Regions from separate parts of the Homo sapiens genome. Here regions 2 and 3 are each linked to region 1. A link is a loop called in an ENCODE intact Hi-C map of the cell type or tissue named here. Cell type or tissue: PC-3. All regions are shown on one strand.

The links. A loop is a pair of places that touch in the nucleus more often than their neighbours do. Peaks named below come from ENCODE experiments on the same cell type or tissue, not always from the same donor. Only the 100,000 strongest peaks of a DNase experiment are listed, where the experiment ranks them.
Region 2: a loop joins it to region 1, with 4 times the contacts of the local background. A loop is called at or near these places in 2 of 110 quality-filtered maps.
Region 3: a loop joins it to region 1, with 4 times the contacts of the local background. A loop is called at or near these places in 2 of 110 quality-filtered maps.

The regions. Positions count from the first base shown.
Region 1 is chr10:52,955,555-52,958,054 of GRCh38, forward strand. It overlaps LOC105378308 (a long non-coding RNA gene), which reads right to left. Exons shown (of 4, transcript XR_945968.3): 2 at 397-469; 3 at 1-178. Among named protein-coding and RNA genes, the nearest start is that of LINC02672, 73 kb to the right of the region's middle. In PC-3, no CTCF peak of the experiment used is centred here; DNase peaks (open chromatin) are centred at 1,107 and 1,517; H3K4me3 peaks cover 292 bases; H3K27ac peaks cover 1,642 bases.
Region 2 is chr10:53,101,635-53,104,134 of GRCh38, forward strand. No RefSeq gene overlaps it. Among named protein-coding and RNA genes, the nearest start is that of LINC02672, 73 kb to the left of the region's middle. In PC-3, no CTCF peak of the experiment used is centred here; a DNase peak (open chromatin) is centred at 1,007.
Region 3 is chr10:53,078,201-53,080,700 of GRCh38, forward strand. No RefSeq gene overlaps it. Among named protein-coding and RNA genes, the nearest start is that of LINC02672, 49 kb to the left of the region's middle. In PC-3, no CTCF peak of the experiment used is centred here; a DNase peak (open chromatin) is centred at 1,301; H3K27ac peaks cover 359 bases.

The DNA of each region.
Region 1 (2,500 bases):
CACCCGGTGGCGGATCTCGCTGGGGCCTCCAAAGTGTCATAACCGAGAGAGTTATAGAGAAACACCACACTCCGAGACTACTTCAGGAGTCCTTTATTGCCGGCGACCGAGAGACAGCTAGAACTAAAAAATTCTCTCGGCCCTGAAGAAGGGGCTAGATTTCTTTTTATACCTTGGTCTAAAAAGTGGAGGGGGAGCCTAGCTGAAGCAATTTTACCGAAGCAGAACAAGCAAAAAGTTAAAAGATAAGTGATTACAGAAACAGTTACAGAAAAAATAAATAGTTCCAGATGCAGGGGCTTAAACTATCACACAGAGATAAATGCAGGGGCTTTGGGTACCATCAACCAAGTGCGTTCCCAGGGGCTGCTGATATAGCTTGCCTCAGTATCTTACCAGTAATTGGATTCCTGAATGTGCTTGGAGTCAGCTTGCACCAGTTATGTCCTTAAGGGAGGGGGATAAGGGGCTGCAAGTGAATAAACCAAAATGGAGTCTGTCCGGCTCTCTCAGCTAAGTGAGAGTCAATCAGGTTAAAACAAGGTAGGGTATCACAAGATTACTTTGGGCTCAAACAAATAATTCAGCATAATGTTCTCATCACAAGGTCAGCGGATTAGCAATCTTAATTCCATCTGTCTCCTTAAAATCTCTTTGCCATATAACCCAAGAAATTCAAAAATTCCAGGGATTAGAATGTTCATACCTTTGGGGAAACATTCTCCGTATTATATAACCATTCTGAGGCCCCTACTAAATCATAAGCTAAAACTTATGATGATTATCTGGGTCCAGCATCCTTGGGGGGCATTTCGATCACAACCTTTGTTTTCCCAACTATGCAGAAAATGATTAACAGCAGGCCAAGCTTTTCAAACCCTGTACCTTCTAGATAAAAGCTGATTTTCAGAACTGGGCCTTGCCCAAGCCCCTGGGATACAACCTTTGAGCTGTTGGAATATTCTGCCTGATTAGATTGTTTTTGTATTCCTGATTCCTTGGGCCACACTGGACCGGTGTTACCAGATAACTTTATCCTGTGTGATTCATGGTGAATGCCTGTTTTTGCTGTGAGAAGGCTGGAGTCTGAGTAGATAGTCGATCATGCAGGCCCTGCACATATATGTGACTAATCCGCAATAAAAACCCTGGACTCAAAGCTCAGATCTGCTCTCCTGGTTGGCAACACTTTGAACATATTGTCACACACAGATGCTGGGAGAATGCACCAAGTCCTTGTTTGACTTTACTAGAGGAAACACTTGAAAAATGCTCCTGGTTTTTCCCAGATTTCTCCTATACTCCTTTTTCCCTTTGCTGATCCCAAAGTGTATCCTTTTTCTGTAATAAACCGTAAGCGTGAATACAACAGCTTTTATGTCCTGTGAGTCTTTCTAGTGATTCATTGAGCCCAAGAGTGGTCTCGGGGAACCCCACCAACACCAGTATTGTGAGACTGCAGAAAGTTGCGTTGCGCTGTCTGCCTCTTAGCATCAGCTTTCTGCTTGACTTCTCATTCTCTTGGCCCCATTCTACTTATGAGTCAGCAAACTCCTTAAGGATAAAGTGCTGCTATCAGTCTCCACTTCATCTCTATTCTTTCTGAATTTTGACTCCTTAATCCTAGTTTCCTTTGTACCTTGAACTTCATTTTTTTTCTTCCAAATCCTGTAAGACTGTAAAAATTCTGCTAAGGTAACATGCTTCCCGGTTGTTTCTTTTTATTCAGTTTCTCAGTTTGTTTGCACTGATGAAAAATTGACCGACGTAGAGCAAAACAATGCAGAATATTGGACTCATCACAAGCCATTTCTCTTTTCTATCAGATAACATCCACTCAAGTATTGTCTTCCTGCTGCTCTCTGATGACCTGTGGCTGATTTTGTTAGATGGGTTTATCTGATACAAGCTTGTCCTTCATAGGTGGGATCACATATCTCTCTATTCCCATCTATTTCTGCTTGTAATTTGACCAGTTCATTCCTGAGCTCATTCATTTCTTATAATTCCTTTCAAATCTTTCCAGTATCAGAGCTAAATACAGTCTACTACCATTCAACTGTCTACTCTTTTTCCCTAAAAGAACAAGATCGTTAGCTTCATAATCTGTGCTCCTATTTACCTTTCATGACAGTTTTCTTCCTGCATTCTCAAATTGCAATTTTCAACCTTACATCTAATTCCTTATTCAATGCCACATAATTTAGGTTTATCCAGAGTAGTAACGCATTCCTGATACCAATTTCTGGCTTAACAGAATGAAAGTTGATCACTCACTTGTGCTACATGTTGCTTTTGATTGAGATATAGCTTTGTTAGGCATAATTACTCAGAAAACAAGGGTGATGACAGCTGTTCAGTCTTATAGTTCCACTATACAAAATGTCTTCTTTTTTTACTTTTGCTGACAATTTTGGTCATAGTATATTGGTTATAACTAGTCACATGGCAAAGCCTAACTGTAAGGGGGCTGGGAAATATAATCTATGTTCCTGAAAGG
Region 2 (2,500 bases), 150 kb after region 1:
GATATGATAATTGCTTAAAGGTAGTGATTCATAACTGTAAGTTGGAAATAATCATTTTTATTGAAAATGTACAATATATTAAGGCCAAGTAAAAGTCAGATGTTTCTGTTACATAACTTTAATATAGAAATTGCTTCTATCTAAAGCTATGTTTATTATACTTTTAATGTTTCCTTATTCAAGTGAATTGAAATGATATAAACAATTATGCTAAGTGTTAAAAATAACATTAGTTATTGCTTTCCTATATGCAATTCAGTGGGTAATTTAAATGATAATCTAGTGGTAGTCTCTAGAGGGAATTAAATATCTGTAATGATACTAAAAATTAGAAAAAGAAATAATACCTCTCAATCATAAATTTTCAAGTGTGTTATAATCATCCCAAATTCACCACTGTGGGTATAGAAACCTTTGCTAGAATTTCTGTCTAAGAATGCAGTAGTAGTTAAATAATTTTCAAAGTTAACTCTAATCATCTTCACCTCATATGTAATTCAGTAATCAATCCACATACCTTTTCCAGGACATTTTTAAGGGACAAGATTATCTATAATACTGGAGCAAGTTTATCTCATCAGCTACTAGACAAAAAGGTTGAAAATTACTAATATTAAAGTGAGCTATTTTCTGTAGATTCTAATTTGAGAGTACTAAATCCTTTTGAACTTATAAGTTTTTATCTATGAAATTAGTGAATTTTGCTCTCAGCCTAACCCAACTGTTTTATACATATTAAGCTGATGCAAATCTTTATTTTTATTAATACTCTTTCCTGAACAGATTAGAAACCTTAAAGCTGGCCCATTGGGGAGGCTTCTTATCTGGGCAGGCACAGATACAGCCAGTAGAAAGGGAAGAGAGGTGCGCCCCTCTCGATCCATGGGCTCACCCCTCCTGTGTAAGCCTCTGAAAACTAGGCCATATTTTACTTCTCACCATTACACCTTGTGATTTTGTAAAATGAGTCAGACAGAAAACACTGATGCAGCCCTGTGATAGCCCTGCCGTGGTCTATTTGTTCTTGACCAGTAAGGAGCCTTGCTTTGAGTATATTTTTAAGTATGAATCATTTTCCCAATAAATGGTAGAAACTGCTAACTAGAGATTTACTCCACTATAAAACCTTGCTCTGAAAAGCCAAGTAAAAGTCAAATTTTATTTTAAATGCACTTGGAAAGCGATCTATGTGGATGGATAGATTTTCAGCTAATGCTTTTGCAACATCAATGGCTGTCTTATAAATGAAACATTTTCTAAATAGGCTTTTCGAAAAGCAAACACTGACAAATGAATTTCCAAGAGCCTATGAGAGTTGCAGTTCTTTTCTTTGTATATTCCTAGTATTTATTTGGCAACATAAAATATACATTTACTTCTTTTCCTTTCAAGACTCGTCACAACAAACATACCTCATCGAAATATTTATTTTTTTATTTTCACAAGTCACTATTACAATGTTTTGAAAAAAAGGCTGCTGAAGTTTAGTAATGATATTAAATATTTAGGGGTGTTATGCCACTGTGGAATCAGTGTCAGTGATAAAGAGGTCTCAGTTATGCTTGCCAGGGACTACTTGCTAATCAAAAGGAGTTTTTAATCAATGATCTTGAGCTTCACTGTCTTTAAGGATAGAGATGGGAAAAGAGCTATTTTTGCAGTGTGCACCAATAAGCATGGCCTTTATAGTTAAGAAAATCTTAATTTTCCTTTTTGAATCAATCATATTATCACGATATTACTGAAGCATTTAAGAGTAATAGTCTTGTAAATTACTTCTGAAGGAAAAATTGAGGTAGAGTTCACTTTGAAGTCCATATGAAAAAAGATGAACACATTGACTGTAGAAATTTCCTGCAAAATTATATAATCAATATACAAAATTGTATAATCTATAGTTTTCTAAGGAAATTTAAACTACTAAAATGTATACATCTTTCTGAGTTCATCTGCTTCGCTATGATAATGATCACTATTAACAGAAAGTCAATGTTCTGTACTTAAGTGTGAGTGCTCTGAAGGTAGACTAGGTTTGAACATTAGCTTGATTACTTGTTAGATGTGTAAACTGGAGCTAGATTAACCAAATATCAATTGTCCATTTTGGGTTCTTAGAGACCTATTGACAAATTGTGGTTCCTTTATAAGTAGTTTGACCAAATTTCCTATCAGATAAATAAAATAAAGACAGGCTAACGGGTACACTGGGGCTTGGCATGAAAGAAAAATGTCTATTAACTCAAGCATGTTGTGAGTCATAAAGAAAGAGATTCTACATAAAGCGAAGATGAGAAGAAAACACATGGATGTTAGGAATCTCAAAATCTGCTGTAAACCAGTAAGCCCATTCCTTAATATTCACCTTAGAGAAATAAAAAGTTACACTTGCACAAAAATCTCTACACAAATGTTGGTATCAGCTCTATTCATAATTGCTACGTGCTGGGAAGAGCCCATATGTTCTTCAATATCTGAATGAATAAACAAGCTATGGTATATC
Region 3 (2,500 bases), 120 kb after region 1:
GGAATCTACCCTTGAAAGACAGAACTCGCAAGTGCACTGCCTGAGTGACAGTGCAAGGCTCAACCATATATACCTCGGGTGACAGAAAGCTGAAGACTTAGTGGCCTGACATGGCAGAAGACAGAGTTCAGGACTACCAGAGCAGTTAGAAATTTAGTGGAGATTCCAGTAACAAAGGAATTACACAGCAAGTAAGCTCCTACATCTGTATATAAACTTTCCTCAAATCTTTGACTGATCCACACAGGTTCAAGCAAATTCTAACATGTATAAGGAAGTATAAAGGGCCTAGAATAGAAAATGAAATTTTGAAAAAGTAATAAAGTTGTAGCACTTATGCTACTGATTTTATGACTTATTCTTGAGTAAGAAAGACAGTGTACTAATGGCATAAATATAGACATATTATCAATAGAACAGAAAGGAGAGTCTGGAAATATGTGGTCAATTAACTTTGACAAAGGCTTGAAGGTAAACAATAGAGAAACAACTGTCTTTTCAACAGATAGTATTAAAACAATTATATTTCCATTTAGAAAAATAGATCTTTACCTGTACCTCACACCATGCACAAATATTAACTTAAAATGGATCATAGCTTTAAATGTAAAAGCTATGACAATAAAACAGAGAAAATGTTTGCCACTTTGGGGTAAGACAAAATTTTAAGGGCATAAAAAGCACAAATAATGAGAGAAATAAGTTGAATTCCATACAAATTGAAAAGGTAAGCCACACATTGAGATAAAATATTTAAAATACATATGTCTGACTAAATAATGCAAAATACCTATAAAATTTAAGATAACAAACCACCCCATTGGAAAGATGGACAAATGATTTGAACACTATAGAAGAACAAGGCAGGATGCAGTGGCTCACATCCCAGAGGACTGGGAGGCTAAGAAGGGAGGATCGCTTGAGGCCAGGTGTTTAGGAACAGCCTAGGCAACATAATGAGATCCCATCTCTACAAAAAATGTTAAAAATAATTAACAGGTGTGGAGGCTGGTGCCTGTGGTCCTAGCTACTTGGGAGGCTGAGGTGGGAGGATCACTAGAGCCCAGGGATTAGAGGTTACAGTGTACTATGATAGTGCCACTGCACTCCAGCCTGGGTAACAGAGAGAGACTCTGGCTCAAATGAAAGAAAAAAAGCACCACATATTTTTATGGCAAAAAATCACATGGAAACATTATTAGTCATCAGGAAGATTTTAAATAAAATCACAATGAAATATGACTGTGTACCGACTTGAATGGCTAAAATTGAAAAGCCTGACCGTATCAAGTATCAACCAGAATATAAAGCCACTGGAATGTTCAGACATTTCTGGTAAGAATGTAAACTGCTACACTTTGAAAACAAGTTGGGTGGTATCTCATAAAGTTAAACACGCACTAACTGTAAGATCTAGTGGTTACACTTCTAGTTATGTATGGAGAAAAATCAAAACTTATGTCACAAAAAGACTTGTACAGGAGTACTCTGAGCAGCTTTATTCACATTAGACCAAAACTGGAAATTCAAATATCCAATCAAATATCCAACAGGTGAGTAAATAAAGACAAACTAGTGTGTGTGTGTGTATACATATATATATATATGCAATATAATGCCATTGAGGAATAGAAATAGATACACTACTAATGTCTTCAACAACATGAATTAATCTCTGAGATATTATGTTGAATTAAAAATCCAGATATTGCCTGGTATCTTGATGTAATATTCTGAAAAAGACAAGCAAACACATAATGATAGTGAAGTGCTCAGAGGATACCTAGGGGGAGAAGGAGGTAGAAATTTATTGCAAAGGGGCAGAAGAGGGACTTCTGGATTTACAGAACTATTCTCTAACTTGAGTTTGGTCATGGTTGCCTGAGTGTATATATTTGCTAAAACTTATTAAACTAAACAATATGTGCATTTTATTATATACAATGTATATCTCAATAAAGTTGATTAAAAAGATAGATGATTAAATGCAAACTATAAAAGAAGACGAAATATAAATTTTATTTTATTATAACTATTACCATTATTATTTTACTATCCTAAGCTTTTTTTCTTGGCAAGAAATACCTGGTAAGATTGTATTTTTTTGTTTTATTTGTTGCTTTTAGGTAATGGTAAGATTTGATGTACATTTAAAAAGCACATTGAATATATCAAATTACAAAATAAACCTTTTTTTCAACTTTTACTTTAGATTCAGTGGGTACACAGGCAGATTTGTTATCTGGGTATACAGCATGATGCAAAGATTTGAGGTATGATCCCATCATCCAGTTACTGAGGGTAGTATCCAGCAGTTAGTTTTTTCAGTCTTTGCTCCTATCCCTCCCTTTCCCCTCTACTAGTCCGCAGTTTCTATTGTTCCCATCTGTATGACGCTGAGTACCTAATGTTTAGCTCTCACTTATAAGTGAGAACATGTGGTATTTGGGTTTCTGTTCCTGCATTAATTTACTTAGGATAATGACCTCCAACTGCATCC